2 separate regions of the Homo sapiens genome follow, and region 1 is linked to region 2. The links are chromatin contacts, found by Hi-C in ENCODE. All regions are on one chromosome and are shown on one strand. The core of a region is the stretch at or near the end of the contact, and the rest is flanking DNA. Distances in the headings are between cores, read along the strand shown.

Region 1 (3,703 bases), core at 128-2,627, 1.6 Mb after region 2:
ACTCATAAAAGGGTAATCAATTTCAGCTTTTCATCTTGTGTGCTGTGTATATATGCTTCTGTGTGTTTATTTCCATTTTCATTCAGAGGTATAAAATGTTTTAACAATGTGCACCATGCTCTTTTTCCTTCTATTAATCATGTATTTATCCTCATTACATCTTTTTAAATGTGATGTAAAGTTGATCATCTAATTATACAGTTCTGAAGGAGTATGTAAAGTCAGGAATGACAGAATCAACAGAAGAAGAAATGTACACTTATCTACTGGAAAACAAAACAGAATATTTCAAAATGACTCCAAACATAAATTAAGTTTACCCATTGGGAGGTCTAACTTGCATTTGGATCATTTATATGGGTCTGTGTGACTATATACCCTGCTGTTTGATAAAAAATGATTACTAACCACAGGCACCCACCAGAGAACAGAGTGTATGTGTAATGCTTGTGATGTCTCAGACATACAAAGCACCTTCTTAAAGAATGTCCGTTTCCTTTCCATGGTAAGCGGACATAATTTTTCACCCTTTAATACTACTGTTTCACGGAGGGGGCTATTTTATGTATTATGCTTTGCCATTCTCTCTTGCATTTATTTTAATAATATGAAGAACTGTATTCATGAAATTGATAGTTTTGTTTCATGAAACCCAAAATGTTGGTGAATTTTGTTTTGTATTAAAATACACAGCCTTCTTGATATTACAAGAATTATATAATATTAACACCGTTTACTAAGATAAAAAAATTAAAAGATTATTCCTAATTGCCAGCTACTATTCTTGAATGTTGAATCCTCATCTAAGCCAAATTCATTTTCTAAGTCTATTGAATTAAATTTTTTTATTAAACAAGACACAGAACAAATAGTCTCACTGCCAAGCATAATATTTCCAACTACTACATTTTTAATTTGGCAATTTAAAACAACGTGAAACGAATCTAGTCCTTATCACCTATAGTATAGTCTGATTCCAAATAGCACCCCTTCACCAACTTCCTAATGTCTAAATAGCATTCTACTAAGTGCCTGGTGTGTCAACACTTCCAGCTTCCAAAGTAAACAACCCATGAGATCCCCTAAAATCACAAGAATTTCAACCTCTACCAAAAAAAGCGTGGGGAGAGCGCAACAGCACACACAAGAGTTCTTCATAAAGGCTTCAACCCTAAGCAATTCAACTTCCACAAACATTGTACAGAACACGCTTTCTTCACCAGCCGCACACCAGGCCACGTGATGAGCCTGCAGGGCCACACTGGCAACCAGAAACGATTATTGTTTCTAGAAAGAATAAGGCTCAAATGCAGGCCTCTGCAGCCTCCCTGTCATTCGCGCCCGCAGGTGGCACCCAGAGCTCCGCTCCTCACTCAGTGAAGCAATTACGCCCCGCGCGGGGCCTGGGCGCCGGCCAAGACTTGCAGCGTTCTCTTGGGTCCCTTAGCTTTCTACGAGTTAAAGTCAGATCCTCCTGGTCACTTAAGCCCCCTTTGTGGTTCAGGGGGGAAGCCACTCTCTCAGAACTCTTAACTTTGATTGGAGACTCTGGTTAAAATTAAGAACTTCAAACCCCAGATTTGAAAAAATGAAACAGATGTCCTGTTTGTTAACCATAAATGCCTCCGTACTTAGATCCTTTCCTCTCTCTCTCTTTCTTTCTGCCGCATTAAGTTTTATTTAATGCAGAGTTCGCTTAAAAGGTTAAGAGAGAAAAAGAAAGAGAAGAAAGCAAATATGGACTGTGATGGAAAAACTCCTAAATCTTTCTCTAGAATATAACGAAGAAAACCTCTTCAAAAAGATGAAAGTGTTCGATCTGCCTCCTCTTGGCGCAGCCAGCACTCGAGGGTCAAAATGGCATTCCCCGTGGCCCGAGCCTTGTCTAACCCGGCCGTGCCGCCACCCGCACTCTCGCAGAGAGCAGGGTCGCCTGGGGTGGGTGAAGGGGTCTCAGTCTTGCACTCACGTGAGGACATAGTTGACGCTGACGATACAGTGTGGCCTGGAGGAGCGACTGTTGTGCACGATGGTCGCGTAGCTCTGCACCCATACCCAGCCGCCGTGTTTCGCCAGGAACCTGTAGTACTTGGTGGTCACCTGTCCCTTCACCAGCACTGACGGAGAGACAGGAGGCAGATGGTGGTGAACCAGCCTGCCTGGGACTGGCCCCAAATGCAATCCCTGGTGGTAAGAATTGAGGGCTCCCTGTGGGCCCTAATAACTGCACCAGGCAGGAGAGAGAGAGAGACGACAGGCAAATTCCCAAAGGAACTGATTGTCCCGTGGTATTGCATCGAGCCCTCCGGTCACCCTTCTAGGGATGATACAGGGGTGGCCAGATGTCTTCACCATTAGCAAAGGGAGGAACACTTAGAGTTTGGAGGTTTCCTCCAGATTCGCTTTTCTAACTACGGAAGTAAGGCTCTGGGCAGCTGAGCTCCGGCGCTCACGATCCCTGCCCGGGAGATTACGCTCAAAGCAAAGCTGTATCAAAAGCCAGGCGAGTCAACGCAAGTGAGCGCCAGCCTTGGTTTTTGTTCATCTTTAGTGTGGTTCACAGATGTGAAAAAATACCAATAGGAGAGTAATATACCTTCGCCGGGGGCGGGGGACGTATTTCGCCCAGAAATGCTTCTTCCGCCTATATTAGCGGCCCGCGGATGTTAGAGAATTTAGGTGGGCCCAGTGTCGGAGAAGTCCCTCAGGAGGCCTCACACACCACCACCACCCGGCTCCCTGGGCTCCCACCTGTCCTCTTGCGAGGGATTTAAATCGTGGCTCCCCCACCCCCTAACCAGCGGATGCGCCAAGGTTGCTAGGGTACGGGGCAGGGTGGCGCCTTACGCAAATGGTGCGCGCAGCGCAGGTGGAAGGTGTCGCAGCCGTGCACATGGTGGTACAGAGTCTTCTCAATCAGGTCCTGAGGTTCGTACCCCGTCAGCTCCGCCACCCTGAGGAGAGCAATCCCTGCAGGATGAATGCAGGCGCGGGTGCAGGGATGCCCTCCCCACACACCCTCGACAGCCGTCTGACACCTAGCTGTCCGCCCTCACTTTCCAGGGCCGATTCAGTCGCCTCATGTGCAAAATGGGCTCATAGGATAGACGGAAATCTCTCAGTCACTAAGCAGGGCCGCCCTCAGGCTAGGAGAGGCCCTTTCCGGCCCTGCCCACCCACCTGGAGTCCAGAAAGATGAGCTTCATGTCCAGGCTGGCGCGGAACATAAACATATTGCTGTGTAGCTTGATCTCCGTGACGGCGCTGGGAGGCAGCGAGTGGCCCACGGCCACCAGGCCCACGTTTTGGTAGCAGCCGTCGAAGGGGGACATGTCCAGGCTGTACTGGCGGATCTTCAAGTAGCCGCTGCAGTGGATGACCTGAGGCAGAGGGATAGGGAGGGAGACTCAGCCACAGGTAGGAAGAGCCCCCAAAAGGTGGAGAAGGGGTTGAAACATGTTGAAACTCTGCTTAGCCCCAAAGCAGTGCTGACCACGCCCGTGCACTAAGGAATCCAAAGTTACTGGTGCTCTAAGGTGTCTTAAGAAAGTGACTGCACAGCCACACTGAACTCACCTGGGAGCGCGTACAAAATGCAGAAGCCTGGCCCCACCAACCCTAACGCATCCGAATAGCGAAGTAGGTCCCTGAAACCTGCTAATGACGTTCAAGGACATTCAACGTGAGACCCATAGCTTCGAAT
Region 2 (3,416 bases), core at 850-3,349:
CTCATATTCACCGCTCAGGATTTAGCAGGCTTCCTTTGATAAATTACTCAAAGTAATCCTTGAAACAGCTAGACTATCTGGGTGACATGGTGTTAGATGTCTTCAAGCCATCCCTGTATATAAAATATTCACTTGCAGACTACAAAGGGGGGACTGTTTTAATGATAAAATTTATAACTTGAAGAAAAAGGGAAAGATATTAGTATCTATAAATACAGATAATTTTATTTCAAATACTGAATTAAGGACATTATATTTCACTGGTTTACACAGTAGTGAAGGTAAAATAGAATTGTTTGTATGTGAGGTATGGACAGAGTTGCCAAGCATATGACGTAGGAGAGTTTCAACTTTCAGAAAACTTTTCATTCTTCAAGACCTTTTATTACACAAGGACAGATGCACATTTAGGAATTTGCAAAATATAGGTATAGACAGTAACATACAAATTTATTGGAAGCTTTATTTCTTCAGGAAAAAATATGCTGCTGCATAATTAAAGATAGTAAGTTCTATCCTTTTTTTTTTTTTTTTTTTTTTGGTAAATGTTTATTATGTCTCTCCCAAGAACCAGCAACTTGGAAATGCATTTTCCATGTTCCTTATAAATGCATCCCCCAAGGCTAAAGTTCTTGAAGCTTTATAGCAGTTTTCATTAAAGCAGCCAGCTGCCTTTTTGTGTGGATTGGCTGTTCAAAGCTCTAGCTCCGAAGCCAGAGCCTCAGTTTTGACATTCTGCAGGCCCTTAGAAAAGAAGTTCCACTCAGAGGTTGGAGGGGGGCCTCACCAAATCAAACAGCTGCTGGGGTCTAGCAGAAGAGCAGGAAGCACAGGAATGAATGACTGAGACAAGGCTTTTTAAAAAGAGGAGGAGGAGTAGGGACGTTCAAACATGATCCTCTAAGGTGGATATAAGAAAAAGGAAACAGCAGTTTCTTTTTCTAGTTTTACTTAGGTTTAAACCAGCTGCTACCTCCACTCCCCCAATGGCCATCTCCTCAGAAAATTCTTTGTTTTCTTTTGTTTCCTGATTTCTATTATCCTGGGACTACATAAATAAGAAAAAATTAAGATCAAATGAATACCATTTCACCTCTGTTTTAGTAATTGTGTGCCTCCAGCTCAATGTATGGGAGTGGTCACGGTGGGTTTTCTGCCAACTCCTGGTATATAGAAATAAATAAATGCTATTTTATATATGGTGTGAGTGTGTTTACTAGATGAAATAGTTAATAAATTAGAGTTCAAGTTACAGTGCATGGACTGACCCCATAACTGTTACTCAGGTGGAAATTTGGGAGGTTTGTGTCAAGGTACTGGGTGCTACTAAGACCCAGGTCCGGCTCACTATCTCGAGGAGTGTGAAAGTGTGAGAGATAACATGGGTGTCTTTTTGGTGTAGTTCTGTTATTCGAGGATGTTTCCCCTCCACTCAGCGCACCCCGGCAAGAGGGAGTCGGCTCCGTTTCTTCAGACAAGTCCAGCTCAGGGTATTGACTGAGTAGAGGTTCCTCCGGACCTGGGAGAAGCTGGGGTGGCGCCAGCATCTCCTTACAGGTGCCTCCATCCTGTCCTTGCGGAAGGGGCTTAGGACACCCCGCAGTCCGCGCCCCGAGGTGGCGAGGCCCGCACGAATCGCCTGCTCAGCCATTGTCCTAGCGAGTGATCTCGAGGAGCTGTGCTGGATGGAGTGAGGGAGATATCAAGACACCTTGTCAGTTCAAAGCATTTTAGCGTTGTTTGAAATCCTCTCCACGTCAACGTAAGCAGCCTGTGTATTTGAACAGCTGCTTTGAACAGTGAAAGGGAATAAACTGATTCAAAACCTGGAGGTGTCTGCCCGAGACACCTTCAACGTGCTTTTATGCGGGCGGAGAATGGCAGGCAGACGCGCGGACTCTGCCCTGACAGGGTCAGCCCAAAGAATGGGCCCCAGAGCCCGGGGCGGGGGAGGAACCGGTGGAGAGGCCCCAGTCTGGACCTAAAACCAGCGAGAGCTCAGGTTTCGGGAGCCCCGAAGAGGTGCCGCGCTGGGAGGCAGACAAGGAAGCCCAGGGTGCTCGGAACCCGGCGTTCGCGCCAACCGGGCCCCTGGCGCCTGGAGGGGAGGCGGCGGTAGCTCGTGGGGAGGTGTTGCTCAGAGCCGCGGTGCGAGCCCAGCCTGGCCCGCCCGGTGATTGGCCGCGCTTGGGGGTGGGGGTGGGGTGCAGAGACTGAGGCCCCGGGTAGGCTATTTCTTTGTGTACTCCCGGGGATTTATTGGGTATATTAAACCCTGTTGGGAACGTTTCGGCTCCTTGGCCGCCAGCGAAATGAGACGGGGATGGAAGTTGGAGTTGAGACCTGGGAAGTCAACGTGGGAAGGATCTCAGCATTAATCGCCGGTGATGTCCTATCGCAGACAGGAAGTTTTGATGTACACGTGCAGCCTATTCTTGTCCCCTCACACTAGCGCCCTATGCCGGGAGGAGGGCGGGGGTGTGGGGTGGGGTGTGGAGAGAAAGATAAGAGGAGGAGGAACTTTTAAATTGATTCAGAGCCAGGCCGCCTCAGTTCCTTCGAAGATGTGTTTGAAAACTTCATTCTTCTTTCGAGTGTATCATCCTATGGGCTGCAGAAGGCCTTGTGCCTCGAGAAATGTGAAATTAAATCCAGAGAAAAGCAGACACCTGCCCCAGAAAGGTGGGGGAGAAGTATGAGCTGCTTAGCACTTGGACGCGGCCCTTCCCCAGGGCTGGATTCTTCTGTCCGTGGGAGCTCTGAGCTCCAGGTCCGCGAAAAGAAAGGCACGACATGTCAGGAGAAGATGCGGCTGGCGGGCTGTCTGTGCGCTCCCCAAGGCCCAGGGAAAGTCACGCGCCTAGCACAGGGGACGCAGGGCCGAAGCCGGGAGAAGGCGGTTCTGCCCGCCACCCAGCCCCTTGGCTCGCGGTTGCGGAGCCGCGGGCACCAGTCGCTGAGTCTGCGCGCTGAGGCTCGGACTTGTTCATTTTTTCCTAGCTAGACAAAGTTATGGGATTCCTAGCAGCCCCCAGGCGCGCGGCCAGAGTGGCCCCGCGCTTGCGCTGGGACGGAGCGACACGCTGTGTGTGTCCTCGCCTCGCCTCGCCGCGCGGGTGCGCGCGTGGTGGGGGTGCAGGTCCGTCCTGCTGGCGGCCTGTGGGCTCGCCCCTCCCCTATCCATTTCTCTCCCCCACACACGCTCATAAACACAGGACACGTGGAAATTCTCAGCCAAAGCGTCTTGCCCGGGCGGGTGCTCAACGTGGTGATTTATAAACAGCTCAGCCACTCTCCAAAGAGCATGACTCCTTGTTAGTCATGATGAATTTTCTGGCCCGCTCCAGTCTGCTGTCTGGATTCAGATGCTCAGAGGCCCCAAAATGCTCCCTCTGAGCGTTGATTTGGCTGCCCTC

The links. A loop is a pair of places that touch in the nucleus more often than their neighbours do. Pooled maps may share reads with other maps.
Region 1: a loop to region 2 is called in a pooled map, with 16 times the contacts of the local background. The contact joins the enhancer-like site here to the promoter of PNKY in region 2. A Hi-C loop is called at or near these places in 1 of 168 maps with a recorded cell type or tissue (CD4-positive, alpha-beta T cell), 13 of 37 single-sample maps with no recorded cell type and 11 of 50 pooled maps.

The regions. Positions count from the first base shown.
Region 1 is chr6:100,445,299-100,449,001 of GRCh38, forward strand. It overlaps SIM1 (SIM bHLH transcription factor 1), which reads right to left. Exons shown (of 12, transcript NM_005068.3): 7 at 3,181-3,380; 8 at 2,848-2,954; 9 at 1,970-2,117. Among named protein-coding and RNA genes, the nearest start is that of SIM1, 18 kb to the right of the region's middle. RefSeq lists enhancers at 814-1,496, 2,179-2,860, 2,861-3,542. Within about 2 kb of position 1,378, at least 2 of the 41 ENCODE cell types and tissues checked have a DNase peak (open chromatin) inside an H3K27ac peak, as active enhancers do.
Region 2 is chr6:98,829,601-98,833,016 of GRCh38, forward strand. It overlaps PNKY (long intergenic non-protein coding RNA PNKY), which reads right to left and starts at 2,100. Exons shown (of 1, transcript NR_148381.1): 1 at 541-2,100.